3 separate regions of the Homo sapiens genome follow, and all the other regions are linked to region 1. Evidence: chromatin contacts called from ENCODE Hi-C or POLR2A ChIA-PET data. All regions are on one chromosome and are shown on one strand. Each heading gives the region's core, a stretch centred on a gene start or an enhancer-like site at or near the end of the contact. The rest is flanking DNA. Distances are from core to core; before and after follow the strand shown. Region 1 overlaps SIPA1L3 (signal induced proliferation associated 1 like 3). Region 2 has its middle 13 kb from the start of PPP1R14A. Region 3 overlaps SIPA1L3 (signal induced proliferation associated 1 like 3).

What was found. A loop is a pair of places that touch in the nucleus more often than their neighbours do. ChIA-PET counts read pairs that join two places held with the same protein, here RNA polymerase II (POLR2A). Pooled maps may share reads with other maps.
Region 2: a loop to region 1 is called in a pooled map, with 3 times the contacts of the local background. The contact joins two enhancer-like sites. A Hi-C loop is called at or near these places in 3 of 50 pooled maps. POLR2A ChIA-PET finds 5 or more read pairs at or near these places in 4 of 52 experiments (B cell, K562 and WTC11).
Region 3: a loop to region 1 is called in a pooled map, with 2.4 times the contacts of the local background. The contact joins two enhancer-like sites. A Hi-C loop is called at or near these places in 3 of 50 pooled maps. POLR2A ChIA-PET finds 5 or more read pairs at or near these places in 8 of 52 experiments (A549, AG04449, B cell and 5 more).

Annotation. Positions count from the first base shown.
Region 1 is chr19:38,078,098-38,081,823 of GRCh38, reverse strand. It overlaps SIPA1L3 (signal induced proliferation associated 1 like 3), which reads right to left. Exons shown (of 22, transcript NM_015073.3): 3 at 1-568. The coding sequence starts at 258. Among named protein-coding and RNA genes, the nearest start is that of SNORD152, 83 kb to the left of the region's middle. RefSeq lists an enhancer at 1-378. Within about 2 kb of position 1,608, at least 7 of the 41 ENCODE cell types and tissues checked have a DNase peak (open chromatin) inside an H3K27ac peak, as active enhancers do; they include B cell, where a contact is called at or near this core.
Region 2 is chr19:38,241,967-38,245,692 of GRCh38, reverse strand. No RefSeq gene overlaps it. Among named protein-coding and RNA genes, the nearest start is that of PPP1R14A, 13 kb to the left of the region's middle. RefSeq lists an enhancer at 573-1,449. Within about 2 kb of position 1,677, at least 5 of the 41 ENCODE cell types and tissues checked have a DNase peak (open chromatin) inside an H3K27ac peak, as active enhancers do.
Region 3 is chr19:37,949,061-37,952,786 of GRCh38, reverse strand. The region is part of intron 1 of SIPA1L3 (signal induced proliferation associated 1 like 3); the gene reads right to left. Among named protein-coding and RNA genes, the nearest start is that of SIPA1L3, 44 kb to the right of the region's middle. Within about 2 kb of position 1,842, at least 3 of the 41 ENCODE cell types and tissues checked have a DNase peak (open chromatin) inside an H3K27ac peak, as active enhancers do; they include B cell, where a contact is called at or near this core.

The sequences.
Region 1 (3,726 bases), core at 359-2,858:
CCAGTCGGCCACCCTTGCGCGCACGCCCATCTTGGGCATTGCGGGAGTGGTGGGGCTGGGGCGGGTGGTGGCGGTGGCGGTGGCGGTGGCGGTGGCCGGGCTCTCGCCAAGAGGCTGGGACATGCTGCCATTCTGGGCCCAGAATCCCAAGGGAGCGTAGTCCCCTGTGTGTGGCCCAGGGAGGACATCGCCCACCCTGGCGCCACAGCTGGCTGCCAGGTCCACACCATCGCTGGGGATGGCCCGATAGGTGGTCATAGTCCACGGGCACTGGAGTGCTGCTGGCCCCGTACGCTGTGGTGTCACTCTATGGGGTCCCCCAGCCCTCAGCCATTGTTCAGGGCAGCCAGGCCCAGGATGAAGGATGCTGGGCCCTGAAACCTGACAGGAAGGTTGTGAGCCTGTGGAGTCCAGTTCTCCACCATCGCTGTGCACAGCTGAGCCAGGACAACCTCAGGAAGCAGGTGCTGTCCTGGGGGCTCCAGACCGAGTGGCTCAGTAGCGCAGAGCAGGCAGTAGCTGTGGTCGCCCGCCAGCTGGAGGCAGCAAGGATGTTGTCCTCGCCATGCTGAAATGGAAGAAAAGGAAAATATGAGCTGCGATGGCCGTGTTACTGCTCCCAGAAAGTGGGACATGTGACTTTTCTTGACAGCCTTACTCATTTAAAAAATCTTTTTATTATGGAAATTTGCAAACATACTCAAAAGCAGAGAGGAGACTGAGTCACCCATCAGCTCCAACAACCACTAACTATTTTCCATTCCCATTTCATCTATTCACCCAGCCTTGTGACCTTCTTTGTTTCTGATAGAATGTTTTAGAGTAAACCCCAGACATCATTTTTTTTTTTTTTTGAGACAGAGTCTCGCTCTGTCACCCAGGCTGGAGTGCAGTGGCATGTGCTTGGCTCATTGCAACATCCACCTCGAAGGTTCGAATGATTCTCCTGCCTCAGCCTCCCAAGTAGCTGGAATTCCAGCATGTGCTACCATGCCCGGCTAATTTTTCTTATTTTTAGTAGAGACGGGGTTTTGTCATATTGGCCAAACTGGTCTCAAACTCCTGGCCTCAGGCAATCCCCGCCCGCCTCAGCCTCCCAAAGTGCTGGGATTACAGGCATGAACCACCATACCTGGCCAGACATCAGGTCATTTCACCCATAAATATTTTAGCTTGTATCTCTAGTACATAAGATTTAAAAAAAAAAATCACAGTAACATTATCATACTCATCTACATTAACAAGAATTCTTTAATGTCATGCACTACCCTGCCTGCATTACATTTCCCATCATTGTCTCGCAGGTGTCTTTTGTGAGCTGGTTTGTTCGAAATCATCCTCTGCTTATGCAGGTATTTTCTCAAGTCTCCTCTACTCTACAATGGCCACCTTCCTTTATTTTGATGCTCTTTACTTGTTGAAGGAAAGGGGTCACCTGTCCTGTGGATTTCCCCACTTTCAGGATCCCTGAGGTGCCACTTAACATGTTCCTCTGCCCCCTGTATTTCCTGTGAACTGGTGGCTTCATGCAGAGGCCAGACTATTGTCCACCTGCTCTGTTGTTTGCTCAGCTCAGCTACTCTGCCAGAAAGGAAGTGAAAATGACAGATGAGTCAACATGAGCACCAGTGGAGTTTGGGGAGGAAAGCTGCAGAAGGAATGTCTCTAGAAATCCATGTGGTTACTGCAGACTATGACTGGGTAAATCAGAGCCCATCACTTTTTCACTGAGATCTCCCCAGTGACTACTTACTGCATTAAAACACCATCCAAACTCCTTCCCCTGCTCCACAAGCCCCGCAGGATCTGGCTTCCATGTCTCTCCCCATCCCTGACTAAGCTCTGATCATACTGGCCTTCTTTTCTGTTCTGATGCACCAAACCTTATCCAGGACATCTGATATCCTTCCTCAGTCCTTCTTGGGGCTGGTTCCTTCCCATGATGTCAGTTCTTCCATGGGGACTTCCGGCTGGGCACGGTGGCTCACACCTGCAGTCCCAGCACTTTGGGAGGCCAAGGCGGGTGGATCACTTGAGCCCAGCAGCTCAAGACCAGCCTGGCCAACATGGCAAAACCCCATCTCTACTAAAAATACAAAAATTAGCCAGGCATGGTGGCATGTGCCTGTAGTCCCAGCTACTCAGGGGGCTGAGGTAAAAGGATCACTCGAACCCGGGAGGTTGAGATTGCATGAGCCACGATCACACCACTGCACTCCAGCCTGGGCAACAAAGCGAGATCCTATCTCAAAAAAAAAAAAAAATCCCCAAAAACAAAAACAAACACAAAAACCTTCCCAAATCACCCTATAGAGACAGAGAAGCCCGGTCTTCTGGAAGCCTTTCTTAATTACCCACTCTACTTTCTTCCAATTTTTCTTAGCAGTTGTTCGTTCTGTCTACTGGCTAGGTCCACCACTCAAATGTTGGCTCCAGAATGGCAGGGATGTCTGTGTTGTTCACTGATGCATTCCCAGTGCCTAGAACAGTTGAGACGGAGTCTCGCTCTGTTGCCCAGGCTGGAGTACAGTGGCGCGATCTCGGCTCACTGCAAGCTCCGCCTCCTGGGTTCACGCCATTCTCCTGCCTCAGCCTCCTGAGTAGCTGGGACTACAGGTGCCTGCCACCATACCTGGCTAATTTTTTTGTATTTTTAGTAGAGACAGGGTTTCACCGTGTTAGCCAGGATGGTCTCGATCTCCTGACCTCATGATCCGCCTGCCTTGGCCTCCCAAAGTGCTGGGATTACAGGCGTGAGCCATCTAGAACGTCCAGGACGTTCGTTTAGTATTATACATATGAGTGAACAGATGGCCTCTGCCTAATTGGAGGTGTAAGTACCTCCTGATTTGCAGGCCCCTGGGGAAGGGAGTCTGTGCTTCTGTCCAGCATATAAAACACCCTGCGGGGTCACTTCCCTTTGTCTCCACCTTGAACTTCTAGAAGATGAAAATCCTGCTGGAGAGGAAGGGGAAAGTGGGTCGCCGTCTGTGATGGAAGCTGTTGACTGCCCAGCAGCCGTGCCCGCTCCCTCCTGCCAACGGAACTGATTTTGCTCAGGGCAGTGGAGTGCTGCTTTGGGCCACGCACTTGGTTCAAGGTGACCTCTAACTTTTCTTTCCCTGGGAATCTAGAGCTGGATGCAGCCGTTCTTGATCAATGGCTATTGGAGCTTCCTGTGTGAGAAAGTAGCAGGCCTCTTCTGCGTGTATGTGTCTGTGTGTGTGTGTCTGTGTGTGTGTGCGTGTCTCTGTGTATGTCTGTGTGCGTGTCTGTGTGTGTGCGTGTCTGTGTGCGTCTGTGTGTGTGTGCATGTCTGTGTGCCTGTGTGTGTGTGTGCATGTCTGTGTGCCTGTGTGTGTGTGTGTGTGTGTGTGTGTGTGTGCATGTATGCGCATGTGTAGGGGGGCTTTTCCTAATTTATGCCCAGTTATGGAGCGCACTGGCAGAGATCACAAGGGAAGCTCAAAGCAGATTCAAGGAGCAAATAGCAAGGGGAGCCTGAAGCCTCTGAAAAAGTGAGCACCAGAAGAGGGCAGGTGGAGAGTGGGGAGCAAGGGGGAGCCCCTCTTCCTGGTGCCCCACGAGAACACAAACGATCCTGAAGATGTTGCCGGGAGGCAGCACAGGGATGGGCTACAGAAGAGAGAGGAAGCTGGAAAGCCCTCAGGGTCGAGTTGCCTAAGGGAGACAGGAGAGAGGCCAAGAGGAGCCTGCACTGACCTG
Region 2 (3,726 bases), core at 428-2,927, 160 kb before region 1:
GACCAGCCTGGCCAATGTGGTGGAACCCCGTGTCTACTAAAAATACAGAAAAAAAAAATTAGCCGGATGTGGTGGTGCATGCCTGTAGTCCCAACCATTCCAGAGGCTGAGGCAGGAGAATTGCTTGAATCTGGGAGGCAGAGGTTGAAGTGAGCCGAGATCATGCCACTGCACTCCAGTCTGGGCGACAGAGCGAGACTCCGTCTCGGGGCGGGGGGCGGGGAGGCAGGGCCCAGTGGCTCACGCCTGTAATCCCAACACTGGGAGGCCGAGGCGGGCGGATCACAAGGTCAGGTGATCGAGACCATCCTGGCTAACAAGGTGAAACCCCGCCTCTACTAAAAATACAAAACAATTAGCCGGGCGTGGTGACAGGTGCCTGTACTCCCAGCTACTCAGGAGGCTGAGGCAGGAGAATGGAGTGAACCCAGGAGGCGGAGCTTGCCGTGAGTGGAGATCGCGCCACTGCATTCCAGCCTGGGTGACAGAGCGAGACTCCGTCTCAAAAAAACTAAATAAATAAAAAATTAAAACCCATCCTGAAGACATTTCATGTCACCACTTTTCACAGTCACCACTTTTCACAGCCTTTCCTTGGTAGTCCTCCTGGCCACACTGCGCCCTGTCACCTTCCTGCCTTCAGCCCTCTGCTGTCTGACCCTCACCCACACCAGCTTCTCTCCCGTCCTCAGACCCACCTACCGGCCCCTCCATGACCCGTGGCCACATTGCCTCTGCCTGCAGTTCTCCCCGTGTTTCTCTCATCCTCACCATCATGTAGATGTCATCTCAGAGAGGTGTTCTGCAGCACCTAATCTAAGGAGCACCCTCAGTCACTATCCTGTCACTTGACCGATCGATCGATTGATTGATTTTAATTTTTTTGGAGACGGAGTCTCACTCTGTTGCCCAAGCTGGAGTGCAGTGGCATGATCCCTACTCAATGCAACCTCCACCTCCTGGGTTCAAGCAATTCTCTGCTTCAGCCTCCCGAGTAGCTGGGATTATAGGCACCTGCCACCACGCCCAGCTAATTTCTTTGTATTTTTAGTAGAGACAGGGTTTCACCATCCTGGCCAGCCTGGTCTTGAACTCCTGACCTCATGATCCACCTGTCTCGGCCTCCCAAAGTGCTGAGATAACAGGTGTGAGCCACCGTGCCCTGCTGATTTATTTATTTTTTTATAGAATTTATTGGCCAGGCGTGGTGGCTCATGCCTGTAATCCTAGCACGTTGAGTGGCCGAGGTAGGAGGATCACTTGAGGCCAGGAGTTCCAGACCAGCCCAGGGGAGACCCTGTCTCTACAAAAAATAAAATTAGCTAGACGTGGTGGTGCATGCCTGTGTTCTTAGTTACTCTGGAGGCTGAGGTGGGAGTATTGCTTGAGCCCAGGAGTTTGAGGCTGCAGTGAGCTATGATTGCACCACTGCACTCCAGCCTGGGAAACACAGCAACACCCTATCTCAAAAAAAAAAATATTACACTCTGGTCTGTCTATTCTATTGTCTGTTCACCGCCCCCCACCACCATCTTCAGAATATTAGCTCCTCGCCTACCTTGAAAAGCGCTGTGTTCCTGTGTAGAACGGCGCCGGGCGCACAGTAGGCGCTTGCCCAAGAACCGTACTCCCAGGTGGCCACGTTGTCTCCAAGCACCGCAGCCCTCTACGTGTGGACGTGAGGCCTCAGCGCCCCCTCGTGGCTATGTGAATTGGTTTTATTTTATTTTATTTCTTTGTTTTGTTTTTTTTTTTTAATTTTCGTTTCTCCTTTTTACTTTTTCTGTTTTGTTTCTTTGTTTGTTTTTTGAGACAGAGTTTTTGCTCTTGTCCCCCATGCTGGAGCGCAATGGCGCGATCTCGGCTCACTGCAACTTCCACCTCCCAGGTTCAAGCGATTCTCCTGCCTCAGCCTCCTGAGTAGCTGGGACTACACACGCGCCACCATGCCTGGCTAATTTTTGTATTTTTAGTAGAGACGGGATTTCACCATATTAGTCAGGCTGGTCTCAAACTCCTGACGTCAGGTAATCCACTCACCTCGGCCTCCCAAAGTGCTGGGATTACAAGCGTGAGCCACCGCACCCGGCTGTTTTGTTTTCATATCTTATCTTTTTTTTTTTTTTTTTTTTTTTTTTTTAGAAAGGGGTCTTGCTCTGTCGCCCAGGCTGGAGCACAGCAGCACTATGATAGCTCACTGCAGCCTCGAAATCCTGAGTTCAAGCGATCCTACCTGCTTCAGCCTCCTGAGTACCTGGGACTACAGGCACCCGCATCATGCCCGGCTTGAAGTGGTTTTTGTTTGTTTGTTTGTTTTGAGACTGAGAATCGCTCTGTCACTGAGGCTGGAGTGCAGTGGCATGATCTCGGCTCAATGCAATCTCCGCCTCCCGGGTTCAAGCGATTCTCCTGCCTCAGCCTCCTCAGTAGCTGGGATTTCAGGCACGCGCCACCATGCCCGGCTAATTTTTGTATTTTTAGTAGAGACGGGGTTTCGACATGTTGGTCAGGCTGGTCTCGAACTCCTGACCTCATGATCTGCCCAAGAGTTTGCAGTGAGCCGAGATCCTGCCATTGCACTCTGGCCTGGGCCACAGAGCAAGACCTTCCTCTCAAACAAACAAAAAAAAGAATAATGTCTCCAGCTCCATCCAAGTGGCTGCAAAATACATGATTTCATTCCTTTTAACGGCTGTATATGTACCACATTTCCTTTATGCACTCATTGGTTGATGGGCAGAACTTTTTTTTGAGACACGGTCTCACTCTGTTGCCCAGGCTGGAGTGCAGTGGAACCATCATAGCTCACTGCACCCTCAAACTCCTGAGCTCAGGTGATCCTCCCACCTCAGCCTCCCAAGTAACTAGGACTACAGGCACGTGTCATCACACCTAATTTTTTTTTCCTTAGACGAAGTCTCGCTGCTGCCCACTGTGCCCGCCCACAGCAATCTTCATCAAAATTCCAGATGAACTTTGGGAGGCTGAGGCGGGTGGATCACCTGAGGTTAGGCGATCGAGACCAGCCTAACCAACATGGTGAAACCCCATGTCTAGTAAAAATACAAAAATTAGCAGAGTGTAGTGGTGCATGCCTGTAATCACAGCTACTTGGGAGGCTGAGGCAGGAGAATTGCTTGAACCCAGGAGGCGGAGGTTGCAGTGAGCCGAGATTGTGCCGCTTGGGTTCAAGCAATTCTCCTGCCTCAGCCTCTTGAGTAGTTGGGATTACAGGCATGAACCACCACGCCCGGCTAATTTTTTTGTATTTTTAGTAGAGAAGGGGTTTCATCATATTGGTCAGGCTGGTCTCGAACTCCTGACCTCATGTGATCCACCCACCTTGGCCTCCCAAAGTGCTGGGATTACAGGCGTGAGCCACCGCGCCCAGCCTTGGAGGCCATTATTCTAAGTAAAGTAACTGAGGAATGGAAAACCACAAACCGTATGTTCTCACTTGTAAGCGGGAGCTAAGGTATGAGGACACAATGGCATAAGAATGATATAATGGACTCTGGGACTTGGGGCAGGGAAGGTTGGGAGGTGGTGAGGGATAAAGACTACATACTGGATACAGTGTACACTCTTCCAGTGACAAGTGCACTAAAATCTCAGAAGTCACCACTAAAGAACTTATCCATGCCAGGCGCGGTGGCTCACGCCTGTAATCCCAGCACTTTGGGAGGCCGAGGCGGGTGGATCACGAAGTCAGGAGATTGAGACCAT
Region 3 (3,726 bases), core at 593-3,092, 130 kb after region 1:
TAAAGCTAAGAACCGCCACTCAGGAAAGTCTAGCAAAGTGGTTCTCAAATATCTGATTCATACAAATCATTTCTGGAGAATTATTTATTTATTTTTATATTTTATTTTATTTTTGAGACAGAGTCTCACTCTGTTCCTCAGGCTGGAGTGCAATGGCACGATCTTGGCTCACTGCAACCTTCACCACCCGGGTTCAAGGAATTCTCCTGCCTCAGCCCCCTGAGTAGCTGGGATTACAGGTGCCTGCCACCACACCTGGCTAGTTTTTGCATTTTTAGTAAAGACAGGGTTTCACCATGTTGGCCAGGCTGGTTTTGAACTCCTGGCCTCAAGTGATCTACCCACCTCGGCATCCCAAAGTGCTAGGATTACAGGCATGAGCCACTGCGCCTGGCAGAGAATTTTTTAAATTTAAATATAGATTCTAGGGTCCACTAAAATTACTGTATTACTTAGGACTCTTTCGGTTGCAAGTGGCAGAGACCCAATTCAAACTGACTTGAGGGGAAAAAGGGCCAATGTTTTGGCTCCCATTACTGAGAAGTTCAGTTACCCAAAGAATTTGTCTGTAATGAATTATTTCCATCTCCTTTCCACTCGACCCTCTGAGCAAAGATGGTCCCCAGGCCCCCAGCAGCATTAAGCTTACACTCTACAACTTGGCACCTCCATAGGAAGAAAGCTCCTCTTCTTTCCTGGGAGCTCCAGAGAAAGACCTGTCTTAATTCTGATTGGACTGACTCACCTCCTCCCTTCCTTGAACCAATCCCTATGGCAGGAAGATAAGGAATGACCTGAACTGCCCAGGCTACTCCTAAGGCATTTCTAAGTCCAAACCAGGTAGACCAGGACATTCCACAACAGTGGGGCTTTTTTTTTTTTTTTTTTTTTTTGAGACAGTCTTGCTCTGTCGCCAGGCTGGAGTGCAGTGGTGTGATCTCGGCTCACTGCAGCCTCCGCCTCCTGGGTTCAAGTGATTCCCCTGCCTCAGCCTCCCGAGTAGCTGGGACTACAGGCGCCCGCCACCATGCCCGGCTAATTTTTTGCATTTTAGTAGAGACGGGGTTTCACTGTGTTGGCCAGGATAGTCTCTATTTCCTGACCTCGTGATCCGCCCACCTCAGCCTCCCAAAGTGCTGGGATTACAGGTGTGAGCCGCTGCGCCTGGCCCGGGGCTTTTTTTAAGTTGTTTTTTTTCCCACTTCTGTTTCTAAAACTTCCTTCTAGAAAATGTGAAAAATATACAAAAGTTTAAAGAGGAAGATGAAAATAATCTGTAAAGAGGAAGATGAAAATAATCTGTAATCATCCTACCAACTAAAATTTTTAGATCTTCACACTCAAAGCTGTGCACATGAGCACTGGTCTCCTGATTAGAATCCTATTCTGTACAAAGGATGACACTGTGGTTGAGTCTTCATGACAATTCTCCCAAAACTGAAGATAAACATTGTAGTCATTTTCATGTTTGTTCAGCCAACACTGGTTTGCTTCCCTTTTCCAGTTAATTTGCTCTTGTTTGTAACCCCTCAAGATGTGGGTATTTCCTAAGAAGAATCTCTGGATCACAGTACAATTATAAAAATCAGAAAGTGACAGCCTTACGGTACTGTGATCTAACGGACAGACACAATTCCAGTTTCAAGGGCATATTCCAGATTCCCTGCCATATCCCCAGTGCCTGGGGTAAATAATAAATTGCACACAGCGGTCTCAGTAAGTGAACGGACGGGATGGAGGAAGAGCAGTTCCCAACAGGAAAACCCCAAAAGAATGGTGAATGGTTGTAGGGCGGCCAAACCAGCAGATGATCTTCCTCTCCACCTGCGGGAGCAGATGCTCCAGGAGTGAAGCCAGAGAATCCCAACTGTTACCAAGATTCCCCAGGTGATGCCAACCCACAGCCAGGTTTAAGAATCACCGTCTGGGGAATAGATATAACCAGACACAAACACAGCATTTCCCCAGAAGCTTCTTCCAGATCTGCCTTTCACAAGAGAAGAAGGAAAAGTGCCGCATGCCGGGGTACTGGGGACAGGCGGATCAGACCTGGGAGGGCTCGCAGCGGAGGGAGCAGCAGACGGGCTTGTGGGGAGCAAGCGCCAGTCTCGGCACAGAAGGGCCCCGCGCAGCCTTCATGACAGAGGCGAGGCAGGCCCTAGAACCAAGCCCGCCATCAGCTCGCGTTCAAGTGTGATCAGGAGCTGGGGCTGCACTGAGCAGGGAACTTGGGATCTCTTGAATTTCCAGTCGCCCCAAATCTCAGACGACAAACGTACATCCAATGATCGAGCCCTGTAAGCTCTTTCTTGTCCTTACTACGCAGATGAAGAAACCAAAGCTGTTACTCACTTGGGCAAGGTCACAGAGCTGAGATCAATCCTACGCTCTTTATTCCCAAGTCCTATCTTGAACTGTAGAGCACCATCCGGCCTCAGGAAGGAAAAGTAAGGATGACAACGATGATGATGAAAACTAATACTTTGAGTGCTTACTGTGTATCAGGCTCAGACTGAGTCCTTTACCTAAGTTTGTCTAATGCTCTGAACCACACCCTGAAGTAAAAGGCTTTAGCATCCTCATTTTACAGGTGAGAAAACTGCAGCCCCAAGAGTGAGGTGATGAGTCCAAGGTCACACAGCTAGCAAGTGGCAGAGCTCTGAATCCAGACAATGTGGTCACACTCTTTTTTTTTTTTTTTTTTTTTTTTGAGACACAGTCTGGCTCCATCGCCCAGGTTGGAGTGCAATGGCGCCATCTTGGCTCACTGCAACCTCTGCCTCCCGGGTTCAAGCGATTCTCCTGCCTCAGCCTCCCGAGTAGCTGGGACTACAGGCATGCACCACCACGCCCAGGTAATTTTTGTATTTTTAGTAGAGACAGGGTTTCACCATTTTGGCCAGGATGGTTTCAATCTCTTGACCTTGTGATCCGCCTGCCTTGGCCTCCCAAAGTGCTGGGATTAAAGGCGTGAGCCACTGCACCCGGCCAATGTGGCCATGTTCTTAACCATGATATGATGTTGCTTCATATGAGAAAAGGGAAATGTACCCTAGGCCAGGACAGCAGGGGAGTGGGTCTTTCAGGCTTCCTAGAGTCCCCTCTCCAACTTTTTTTTTTTTTGAGACAGAGTTTCTCTCGTCTCCCAGGCTGGAGTGCAATGGCGGGATCTCAGCTTACCGCAACCTCCGCTTCCCAGGTTCAAGCGATTCTCCTGCCTCAATCTCCGGAATAGCTGGGATTACAGGCGTGCGCCACCACACCTGGCTAATTTTGTATTTTTAGTAGAGATGGGGTTTCACCATGTTGGCCAGGCTGGTCTTGAACTCCTGACCTCAGGTTAGCCGCCCACCTCAGCCTCCCAAAGTGCTGAAATTACAGGTGTGAGTCACTGTGCCTGGCCTTATAGTCCCCTTTGAATGAAAACTGTGCATGTACACAGGCACGGGTGGGATGGCCATGCTTATTCTCCAGCCATAGCTCACTGGATGAGAGGTGACCATCTGTGGTTGCGACCTGGAAATCCCATAAAAGAAGGAGCAATGAGGTGGCCAAATGCCTGGAGAAACCCAAAGAGAGAAGAAAGCAGAGATAAAGAAGAGACAGAGATGGGAGATGGAGACAGAAAATCGCCTAGGCCTCAGGCCTATCGATCCTGATGCCAGGAGACAGTGCAAGTCCTAGGCCTCAGGAGGCATCTCACAATTCTTTGAGGCTTAGGTGGGT